Regions from separate parts of the Homo sapiens genome. Here region 1 is linked to region 2. The links are chromatin loops, found by intact Hi-C in ENCODE. Cell type or tissue: PC-3. All regions are shown on one strand. Links, peaks and the distances in the headings refer to the core of each region. The heading gives the core; the rest is flanking DNA.

Evidence for each region. A loop is a pair of places that touch in the nucleus more often than their neighbours do. Peaks named below come from ENCODE experiments on the same cell type or tissue, not always from the same donor. Only the 100,000 strongest peaks of a DNase experiment are listed, where the experiment ranks them.
Region 1: it touches region 2 in a loop (1.9-fold over the local background); 2 of 110 quality-filtered maps call a loop at or near these places.

Annotation. Positions count from the first base shown.
Region 1 is chr4:2,632,031-2,637,404 of GRCh38, forward strand. The region is part of intron 5 of FAM193A (family with sequence similarity 193 member A); the gene reads left to right. Among named protein-coding and RNA genes, the nearest start is that of FAM193A, 98 kb to the left of the region's middle. In PC-3, for the core only: no CTCF peak of the experiment used is centred there; no DNase peak of the experiment used is centred there; H3K27ac peaks cover 301 bases.
Region 2 is chr4:2,580,492-2,585,865 of GRCh38, forward strand. The region is part of intron 1 of FAM193A (family with sequence similarity 193 member A); the gene reads left to right. Among named protein-coding and RNA genes, the nearest start is that of FAM193A, 47 kb to the left of the region's middle. In PC-3, for the core only: no CTCF peak of the experiment used is centred there; a DNase peak (open chromatin) is centred at 3,290; H3K27ac peaks cover 655 bases.

The DNA.
Region 1 (5,374 bases), core at 136-5,135, 51 kb after region 2:
CTCATGGTTAGGAAGGCTGAGAAGTCTAAGTTTGAGGGGCCACATCTGGTGAGAGCTTTCTTGCAGGTGGGGACTTGGACTCTGAACAGAGTCCAAAGGTGGTACAGGGCATCACATGGCGAGAGGGCTGAGCATCAGTTTTGGGTGCTTTCTTAGTGGTAAACCTACATTTTGAAACAAATACAGTAAGCATTGGCCTTGGTCTTTATCTGATTCTCAAGTTGATGGACCCTCTTAGAAAAATTTACATACAGCCCGGGTGTGGTGGCTCATACCTGTAATCCTCGCACTTTGGGAAGCCAAAGTGGGAGGATCACTTGAGCCCAGGAGCTTGAGACTAGCCTAGGCAACATGGGGAGACCCCACCTATACCAAAAAAATTTAAAATTAAATTAACCAGGCGTGATGACGCATGCTACTCAAGAGGCTGTGAGGCAAGAGGATCATTTGAGCTCAGGGTTGAGGCTGTGGTGAGCCAGTGTACTCCAGCTTGGGAATAGAGTGAGATCCTATCTCAAAAAGAAAAGAAAAAATTACATACATGTAATTGTAAGTCATTTCAGGGGGTTCACAGACTTCCTCAAGCTTCACTGCGCCAAGCCATGGGGAGGTATCTATTCTGAGAAGAGGTAGCGAGGTGAATGGGTAGGGTGAGGGGTGGGGGTGGGGCAGGGGGGCAGTTATCCTGTTTCAAGGTCTGAGTCCACTGGGTAGTGCCACCAGGCTTCCTTCTGGTACCTCGTCCTTCCTCTGGCATCTCTCGCAGCACAGCCTCCCCGTCTCTACCTGAGAGTCTGCCTGCCCTTCAGAGGTTCAAATCCAGAGCCCCTCCTCTGTCTTCTACAAGAACACTGGCTCAGGTTAAGAAGGATGCTCTCCAGCCCACCTAAACCTGGTGCCCAGAGAGACTCTGGTAGTGAAGACAGCAGCTGTTGCTGCTCTCCAGAAAATGCTGGCGAGGTCTGCACCTCCTCAGATAGTTACTGTAGGATACTGTTTTATGAAGCTGACAAAAATTAATTTGAACCATATTTATTAGAGCAAATTCCTAGCAGTTGACATAGAAATAATTTCTTGTGGCTTGAGGCCGGGTGCGGTGGCTCACGCCTGTAATTCCAGCACTTTGGGAGGCCGAGGCAGGCAGATCACCTGAGGTCAGGAGTTCAAGACCAGCCTGGCCAATATGATGAAACCCCGTCTCTACTAAAAATAACAAAAATTAGCCGGGCATGGTGGCGGGCGCCTGTAGTCCCAGCTACTCGGGAGGCTGAGGCAGGAGAATCACTTGAACCCGGGAGGCAGAGGTTGCATTGAGCCAAGATTGTGCCAGTGCACTCCAGTCTGGGCAACAGAGCGAGACTCTGTCTCACACACAAAACAAAACAAAATAAAAAAGAAATAATTTCTTGTGGCTTGAAAAAAATGCATACACCCAGAAGCTGTTTGATTAGTGTCTTTTTTCACTTCCTTTACACATAGAAATACCCACATTGATTTCTAGGGGTCCAGCAGACTAGATACCCTTAACTATTCCTTCCTCCAAGGGAAACAACTGAATTTACTAGATAATAAAAAAATAAGCCAGGCGTGGTGGCTTACGGCTATAATCCCAGCACTTTGGGAGGCCGAGGTGGTTGGATCACCTGAGGTCAGGAGTTAGAGACCAGCCTGGCCAACGTGATGAAACCCCGTCTCTACTAAAAATGCAAAAAATTAGCCTGGCGTGGTGGCACGCGCCTATAATCCCAGCTACTTGGGAGGCTGAGGCAGGAGAATTGCTTGAACCTGGGAGGTGGAGGTTGCAGTGAGCCGAGATGGGGCCGCTGCACTCCAGCCTGGGCAACAAGAGCAAAACTCCGTCTCAAAAAAAAGATGAAATCTTTTAAAGTGTATGGCTGAGATGGCATGAAAGGGAGTAAGTCGTAGTGGTGAAAAACCAATTGAAAGCTGGAATCCTGAGAAATACATGGGCTTGAAAGTCAGCATTTGCTGTGGGTATTTCTTCTGATCCTGGGAGACAAGAGACAACCTAGCCCAGGATGGGGTCTGCACATAATGCTGGGACTGTAAGTGACGACACTAGTAAGGTTGAAGTGGAAACTCCGAGCACCGAAAGGGACAGCAGGGATCTGCAGCTCTCGTGGCCTTGGGGTGGAGATGCAGGGAGTACAGCTTCCCAGAGACTTGGTAGCTGTCAGCCAGCTGCCACATGAGCTGGAGTGTGAATAAATGTTGGTGTGGTATGAACAGCCCAAGCCTGGAAGTTACTTTACAGTGGTCCAGGATTGCTGGTAAAGTCAGGCAGCATGCAGATCACCTCTGGAAACCTTCAATCTGACCTCAGAGAATTCGAATAGATAAAATCCCCCCAAATGAGCAGCTCACAGTAAAAAAAGTCATAAAACACAAGGTTCATGACAGCACAGTTAAAAGCCAGCAGAAGCAGTAGACAGAATCACATAACAAAGATATTTAAATTTTCAAAAAAGAATATAGAGTAACTTTGTTAACTGTGCTTAAAGAAGCTTTGTAAAAGTTTGAAATTGGGAGTTAAGGATTAATACTCTAAAGAATGATAATTCAGATTTGAAAAAATATCAAAACTAGAAACAAAAACTTTTTTTAGAGATGATAGCTGAGAAATTCTCAGAATTACTGAAAAATACTAGTGTTCAGCAAGGAAACGTATCAGATTTCCCAAGTAAGATGTTGAAAAATCCTTCTCTGGTTATAGTATAATGACAGCTACAGAACATCAAAGAAAAAGTGATCTCAAACACAAAACACAGGACTTTGTTGAAAATGGTCTGTGAGATGTTATAATGTGTAATTCTGGATTCTGGGTAGAGACTACAATGAATCTATGTACTCCTTACCCAGATGCGCAGTTAATCAGCATTTTGCCACTCTGACTTCATTATGCCTTCTTTTTCTTCCACTTTCTCTTCCCTCTTTTTGATGCAGTATTTTAGTATGGGTCCCAGACAATGTGCTTTTTGTCTTAGAATATTCCAATAAGTGTCTCTAAAAATAGTCATCCATTATCTTCTGTAGCCACAGTTCCATTGTCACATCCATGAAGACTGACGGTAATAGTAATTTCTTACCGACTAATGCCAGCCAATCTCTTTTTATGGTTGGGTTATTCCAATCAGGACCCAAAAATCTTCACAAATTCATAGCCACATTATTACACTGCCATCCAGTGATCTATGCAGCACCAGCTTAAGATAAACTCGGTGTCTCAGGGCAGTAATTCTCAACAGTTTTGGACTTAGGCCCCTTTATACTTAAAAATTTAGGACCCCGAAGTGTGCTTTTTTATGCAGACTTACATCAGTACTTGCTGTATTGAAATTCAAACTGAGAAAATTTTTTAAATGCTTATTGTCATTTTAAAAATGTAAACTCTCATTAGATTACATAAATTGCATATTTTAACATATATTAGAGAATGTAACAAATAATACACTTTTACATTAGATAATGTAACATAAATTACATATGTAAAAATAACTATTTTCCAAAATAAAACATTGTTGCCCAGGCTGGAGTGCAGTGGTGAGATCTTGGCTCACTGAAACCTCTGCCTCCCCAGTTCAAGCGATTCTCCTGCCCCAGCCTCCCAAATAACTGGGATTACAGGTGCCTGCCACCACATCTGGCTAATTTTTTTGTATTTCTTTTAGTAGAGATGGGGTTTCACCATGTTGGCCAGGCTGGTCTCGAACTCCTGACCTCAGGTGATCTGCCCGCCTCGGCCTCCCAAAGTTTTGGGATTATGGGCGTGAGCCAGCGCACCCGGCCAACATATTTCTTAAGAAGAGTGGGTCACTCACACCTCTCCAGATCTCTCTGTAAAAGCAGTGGGAGTCTCATCTGCATTCAGTCTGTTGTCATAGGTTGTCTGGTTGAAGTTATTGAAGAAAATTCAACTTTTTACAGATAATGTAGTTGGAAAAAGGACGAATTTTTTTTTTTTTGAGACGGAGTCTTAGTTGGAAAAAGGAATAATTTGTCTTTTTGTGTTTTTTTTGAGACAGAGTCTCACTCTGTCTCAAAAAAAAATCTCGCTCTGTCTCGCTGTGTCCCTCATGATCTCGGCTCACTGCAACCTCTGCTTCCTGGGTTCAAGTGATTCTCCTGCCTCAGCCTCCCGAGTAGCTGGAACTACAGGTGGGTGCCACCACGCCAGGCTAATTTTTTGTATTTTTAGTAGAGTCGGGGTTTCACTGTGTTAGCCAGGATGGTCTCGATCTCCTGACCTCGTGATTCGCCTGCCTTAGCCTCCCAAAGTGCTGGAATTACAGCCGTGAGCCACCGTGCCCTGCCAGGAAGAATATTTTAATAGCCTCTTCAAATCCTGATAGATCTTCTCTGAGAGTACACCAACGCGGGAGAGTTTCTTAATGGTTAGTTGCGATGTAGAGTCTGAAACTGTATCACTGAACTTACCCTACTCTGTTCCGTTAAAATCCACAGGCTCCAGCTCACCCCATGAATGGATTCTCTACTTATACATGGTTTGCTAGTGTCATTCATAGGTCATTTTGCAAATATTGATTCACTGAGTATCTTCTGGATGTTGACAGTTTTATTAATATAAAAAATGATATTTGTTTATATCAGCACTGATCTCATCAGAAAGCTCTTTAAATGTGTAGGATCTTTCAAGCCAACAGCAGCAAATGCAAATTTTCTAAAGTTTTCTTTTTTGCTTGAAAGCTTAGATTTTATGATTAGCCACAGATTGTGTCACTTGTTTTCTTTGAAGCAACATGTTAATTTGCTGTGCAAACTCTGCCAGCTAGTTAGCTCTTCTGAACAGCACCCCCATTCTACTTGTTTTTGCTGAACTCACTGGATACTCTTGGACATAGAAAGGTATTCTCAGAAATGCAACTTTACTGGAGAATGCCCTCACGTGAGGTTTATTCCACACTGCCTGGGGGATCAAACAGGATAATGAGTCATATTTTTTGTATTTACTTTAAATATTAAAGTAAAATTGGGGGAGTGGGCATGGTGGCCCACACCTGTAATCCCAGCACTTTGGGAGGCCAAGGTGGGTGGATTACTTGAGCCCAGGAGTTCAAGACCAGCCTGGGCAACATGGTGAGATCCCGTCTCTACAGAAGATACAAAAATTAGCTGAGCGTGATAGTGTACACCTGTAGTCCCAGCCACTCCGGAGGCTGAGGCAAGAGGATTGCTTGAGCCTGGGAGGCGGAGGTTGCAGTGAGCCAAGATTACACCACTGCACTCCAGCCTGGGCGACAGAGTGAGACCCTGTCTCAGTCAATTGACCAATCACTCAATATTTTTTTAAAAGAAATCTAAAAAATAAAATAAAATTGTCACTAGGCTTAAGTTA
Region 2 (5,374 bases), core at 280-5,279:
GAAATGTGACCCCCACCCCCCATTTTGGAGCTAGGGTCTGCTGGGAAGTGTTGGATCATGGAGGTGGGTCTTCATGAATGACTTCATGAATGTCCTCCCCATGGTAATGAATGAGTTCTTGCTCTGTTAGTTCACTTGAAATCTGGTTGTTAAAAAGAGTCTGGGGCCTCCCCCCTCTATCTCTGGCTCCTCACTCTCTTGCCATGTGATACATTTGTTCCTTCTTTGCCTTTTGCCATGAGTAAAAGCTTCCTGTGGCCTCACTAGAAGTGGAGCAGATGCTGGTGCCATGCTTGTATAGCCTACAGAACTGTAAGCCAAATAAACCTCTGTTCTTTATAAGTTTTTTAAAACCCACTGATTTGGCCGGGCTCACGCCTGTAATCCCAGCACTTTGGGAGGCCGAGGCGGGCAGATCACAAGGTCAGGAGATCTAGACCATCCTGGCTAACACGGTGAAACCCCGTCTCTACTAAAAATACAAAAAATTAGCCGGGTGTGGTGGCGGGCACCTGTAGTCCCAGCTACTCGGGAGGCTGAGGCAGGAGAATGGCGTGAACCCGGGAGGCGGAGGTTGCAGTGAGCTGAGATTGCGCCACTGCACTCCACCCTGGGCGATAGAGCAAGACTCCGTCTCAAAAAACAACAACAAAAAAAAAACCACTGATTTATTTTATTCCATTTTTGGGATTGCCATTTCTTTTGTAGATCTAGGTTTTGTTCTGATACCATATTCTCTCTTCCTGAAATATTTTCTTTCTTTCTTTTTTTTTTTTTTTGGAGGTGGAGTCTCACTCTGTAACCCAGGCTGGAATGCAGGGGCACAATCTTGGCTCACTGCAACCTCCGCCTCCCAGGTCCAAGTAATTCTCCTGCCTCAGCCTCCCGAGTAGCTGGGATTACAGGTGCATGCCACCACGCCTGGCTGATTTTTTTGTATTTTAGTACAGATGGGGTTTCACCATGTTGCCCAGGCTGATCTCGACTCCTGAGCTCAGGCAATCCGCCTGTCTGGGCCTCCCAAAGTGCTGAGATTACAGGCGTGAGCCACCATGCCCAGCTTCTGAAATACTTCAACATTTTATGTGGGTTAGGTATGCTGGCAATAAATTTCCTGTTTTTGTTTGAGAAAGTCTTTCTCCTTTATTTTATTTATTTGTTTTTATTTTTTTGAGACGGAGTCTCGCTCTGTCTTGCTCCAGCCCGGGCTGGAGTGCAGTGGCGTGATCTAGGCTCACTGCAGGCTCCGTTTCCTGGGTTCACACCATTCTCCCGCCTCAGCCTCCCAAGTAGCTGGGACTACAGGCCCCCGCCACCATGCACGGCTAATTTTTTGTATTTTTAGTAGAGACAGGGTTTCGCCATGTTAGCCAGGATGGTCTCAGTCTCCTGACCTCGTGATCTGCCTGCCTCGGCCTCCCAAAGTGCTGGGATTACAGGCGTGAGCCACCGCACCTGGCTCTTCTCCTTTACTTTTAAAAGATTCTTTTTCTGGGTATGGAAGTCGTAGTTAAAAGCTGTTTTTTTCTTTCAAGATTTTAGAGAAATTACTCTCTTCTGGTTTTTATGGCTTCTCACAAGAATCCTGCTGTAATTGTTTTTGTTCTTCCATGTGTAATGTTTCTTTTATCACTAGCTGCTTTCAGTCTCTCCTCTCCTCCTCCAGCCCCCTTTCTTTTCGAGACAAGGTCTTGCTCTTTTGCCCAGGCTGAAGTGCAGTGACATGATCACAGCTCACTGCAGCTTCGACCTCCCAGGCTCAAGTGTTCTCCACCTCAGCCTCCCAAGTAGCTGAGACCACAAGTGTGGTCTAATTTTTTAAACTTTTTTGTAGAGATGAGGTCTTGCTATGTTGCCCAGGCTACTCCTGAACTCCTGGGTTCAAGCAATCCTCTCACCCCAACAAGTGCTGGGATTACAGGCACGAGCCCCATCGTACTTGGTCAGTGTTTATTTCCTTCCTTCCTTCTCCTTCCCTCCTCTCTCTCTTTCTTTCTTATTTTCATAGTCTTAGTTGCGCATGACTTTTGTCCTAATTAGTTGTGTATCCAGTTGTCTTTTGTTTTCAGAAGTAAAGAAGTGATAGGACCAGGTGTTTTTTTGTTGTTGTTTTTTAACGTTCTCTGTGCTTCTTGGATCTGCAGTTTGGTGTTTGTCATTAATTTTGGAAAATTCTCAACCGTTATTTCTTCTGCTGTTTAGAGTTGGCCTCAGTTTATTATTTGCTGTGTGTTATGCAGCACAGGCTTTGAATGTTTGTAGAGGCGGCTTGGATCTAGGATGAGGAGTGTTTTACCATGGCAGTGTTTGAAATTCTGTCTTAAGTCTTCTTTCTTTGTTGTATTTCACAGGAGGTTTCTTTGCATATTCTTCTCCCAGTTGTATTCTGCTGTTGGCTGTTGTTTGAAGCTTTTTGACTTGGAAGTGTGTAGCGGTAGTGAGATGCTGCCTCCTTTTCTGGTTAAGGCTCAGTTTTTTGTTGTTGTTATTTTTTGAGACGGAGTTTTGCTCTTGTCTCCCAGGCTGGAGTGCAGTGGCACGATCTCAGCTCACTGCAACCTCCACCTCCCGGGTTCAAGCGATTCTCCTGCCTCAGCCTCCAAAGTAGCTGCAGGCACCTGCCACCATGCCCAGCCAATTATTGTATTTTCAGTAGAGACAGAACCCTGTCTGTCTTTGACCACATTGGCCAAGCTGGTGCCAAACTCCTGACCTCAGGTGATTTGCCTGCCTCGGCCTTCCAAAGTGCTGGGATCATAGGCGTGAGCCACTGCGCCCGGCCAAGTCTCAGTTTTAGACATGTCTGGTAACCCTGGATTTCAGAGGTGCAGCTGTCTCAGTTCTTCTGCCTTTTCCCTGGCTATAATTTTGGACTCAGTGTGTAATCCTGCCCCTTTTGCAGGACTAGGTCTCTCCTGTCCCTCTCTTCCCTTCCCCCTGCTGCCCCCAAATTAGGACTTTTGTTTCTGAGTGGAGATTGAGAGGAAGGATTTGAGTGGAATTTCTTTCCCCTCCTTCCTGGCTTCTGGTCCCCTCCCTGAGTTCTGCGCTACTGTCTTTGCTTCTTCGGGCTCTTTCAGATCTTTTCAGTGATTGCCTCATGAGTGCCACGGAGAAAGAGCCTGCAAAGTAATGCAGGCTTTCCCAGTTTCTGCAGTTGCCAGAAATTGTCCTGACAGCCTGTACTCAGCCTTTCGCAATTTGTCTTTTATTCTTGCTGAACTCTTCTTACTAGTGTGTCTGATTGTGTCTACCCCAGGTGAGTGTATTTGTTTTCTTTCCCTGAAGGCACTTAAGATTATGGGCCAGTGTTTGTTCTGTAACCACAGCTCTCCAGCAGGTTCAGAAACAGTCATGGATATGAAGTTAGTCTGGCTGTTTTGCACTGTAAGGTTGAGCATTATGCTGTCCCAGGTCTCTTCATCCTAGGGCAGAAGACAGAAGCAGCCATGTCTTGAGGAACAGAAGTTTTTTGGTGTAAGTCCAGTTTACCAATTTTTTTAATGATTAGTGCTTTTGGGGTCTCAAGAGATCTTTGTCTACTCCAAGGTTGGGAAAACCTTCTTCTTTGTTTTCTTCTAGAGGTTTTATAATTTTAGCTGTTATATATAGGTCTGTGATCTATTTCAACTTAATTTTGGGTATGGTGTGAGGTGAAGTTGGAGGTGTCCCCCACTCCATATTCATATCCAGTTGTGTACCATTTATTGAGAGATCTCTCCCTATGGAATCACCTTGTTCATTTGTCCTTTAACAATGTTCTTTAAACAACATTTCTTAAAAAAATTAGCGGTGCTTGGTGGCTCGCACCTGTAATCCCAGCTACTCAGGAGGCTAAGCAGGAGAATCGCTTGAACCTGGGAGGCAGAGGTTGCAGTGAGTGAAGATTGTGCCACTGCACTCCAGCCTGGGCGACAGAGTGAGATTCCGTCTCAAAAAAAAAAAAAAAACACCCATCTCTAAAGAATATTTCTTACTGTTAAATACTATAAAAATGCATAAAAGTAATGTACAGGTTTGCAAATTAATTTGACCCCTGGTATAAGCACCATTCAGATAAGGAAATAGAACATTACCAGGACTCCAAAAGCCTGCTAAAGGCTACTACTCGATTACAGTTTCCTTTCTTTTCCTTTCGTTAAACATACTAAATGGCAGGGTGCGGTGGCTCAAGCCTGTAATCCCAGCACTTTGGGAGGCCGAGGTGGGCAGATCATGAGGTCAAGAAATCGAGACCATCCTGGCCAACATAGTGAAACCCCATCTTTACTAAAAATACAAAAATTAGCTGGGCGTGGTGGTGTGTGCCTGTAGTCCCAGCTACTCAGGAGGCTGAGGCAGGAGAATTGCTTCAACCCAGGTGACGGAGGTTGCAGTGAGCCGAGACCGTGCCACTGCACTCCAGCCTGGCGACAGAGCAAGACTCTGTCTCAAAAAAAGGAAAAAAAAAACAAACCAAAACTAAACATCCCAACACTATAGTTTTGCCTGTTTTTGTACCTTATATAAATGGAAGCATCCATACTGAATACGGTATATAACTTGTCTCACCCAACAATATTTGAAAGATTTATTTGTTTTGAACTTAGCTATGGTTTATCCATTTTAATTCCTGTATAGTATTTCACCATATAGATGACTGTTCATTCATTCTACAGTTTATGGGTTATTTCCAGTTTGGGACTGGCATGAATACTCTTGTACATGTATTTTGGTGCATACAGGACTTAATATGAGGAAAGATAGATATCCAGAAAAGGAATTACTGGGTCATAGTCTACATGTATTTTCACAGTCTTCATGTAATGCCTATTTCCCAAAGTGGTTATACCTATTTTCACTCTACCAGCAGTGCTTGAGAGTTCCCATTGTTTCATGTTTTTGGCTGAGCGTGGGTTTTGTCCTAATTTTTTGTTTCAGCCTCTCTGGTGGGTAAATGGTGGTACTATGATTTAATTTATCTGTGATATCTGTGACATATGTTTATGTCTATGGACCATTTGGGTCATCTGTTGTGAAGAACCCGTTCAAGTCTTTTGCCCAATTTTTTCAGTCAAGTTGTATATCTTTTTCCTATTTTTCTCATTTTTCACTTTTTTTTGTCATTTTTTTCATTTTCTTAATGTTTATCAAATAGAAGTTTTAAATTTTAGGCTGGGCATGGTGGTTCATGCCTGTAATCCTAGCCCTTTGGGGAGGCCAAAGTGGGCGGATCACCTGAGGTCAGGCGTTCAAGACGAGCCTGGCCAACATGGCAAAACCCCGTCTTTACTAAAAAATACAGAAATTAGCTGGGTGTGGTGGCGGGCACCTGTAGTCCTAGCTGCTTGGGAGGCTGAGGCAGGGATAATTGCTTGAACCTGGGAGGTGGAGG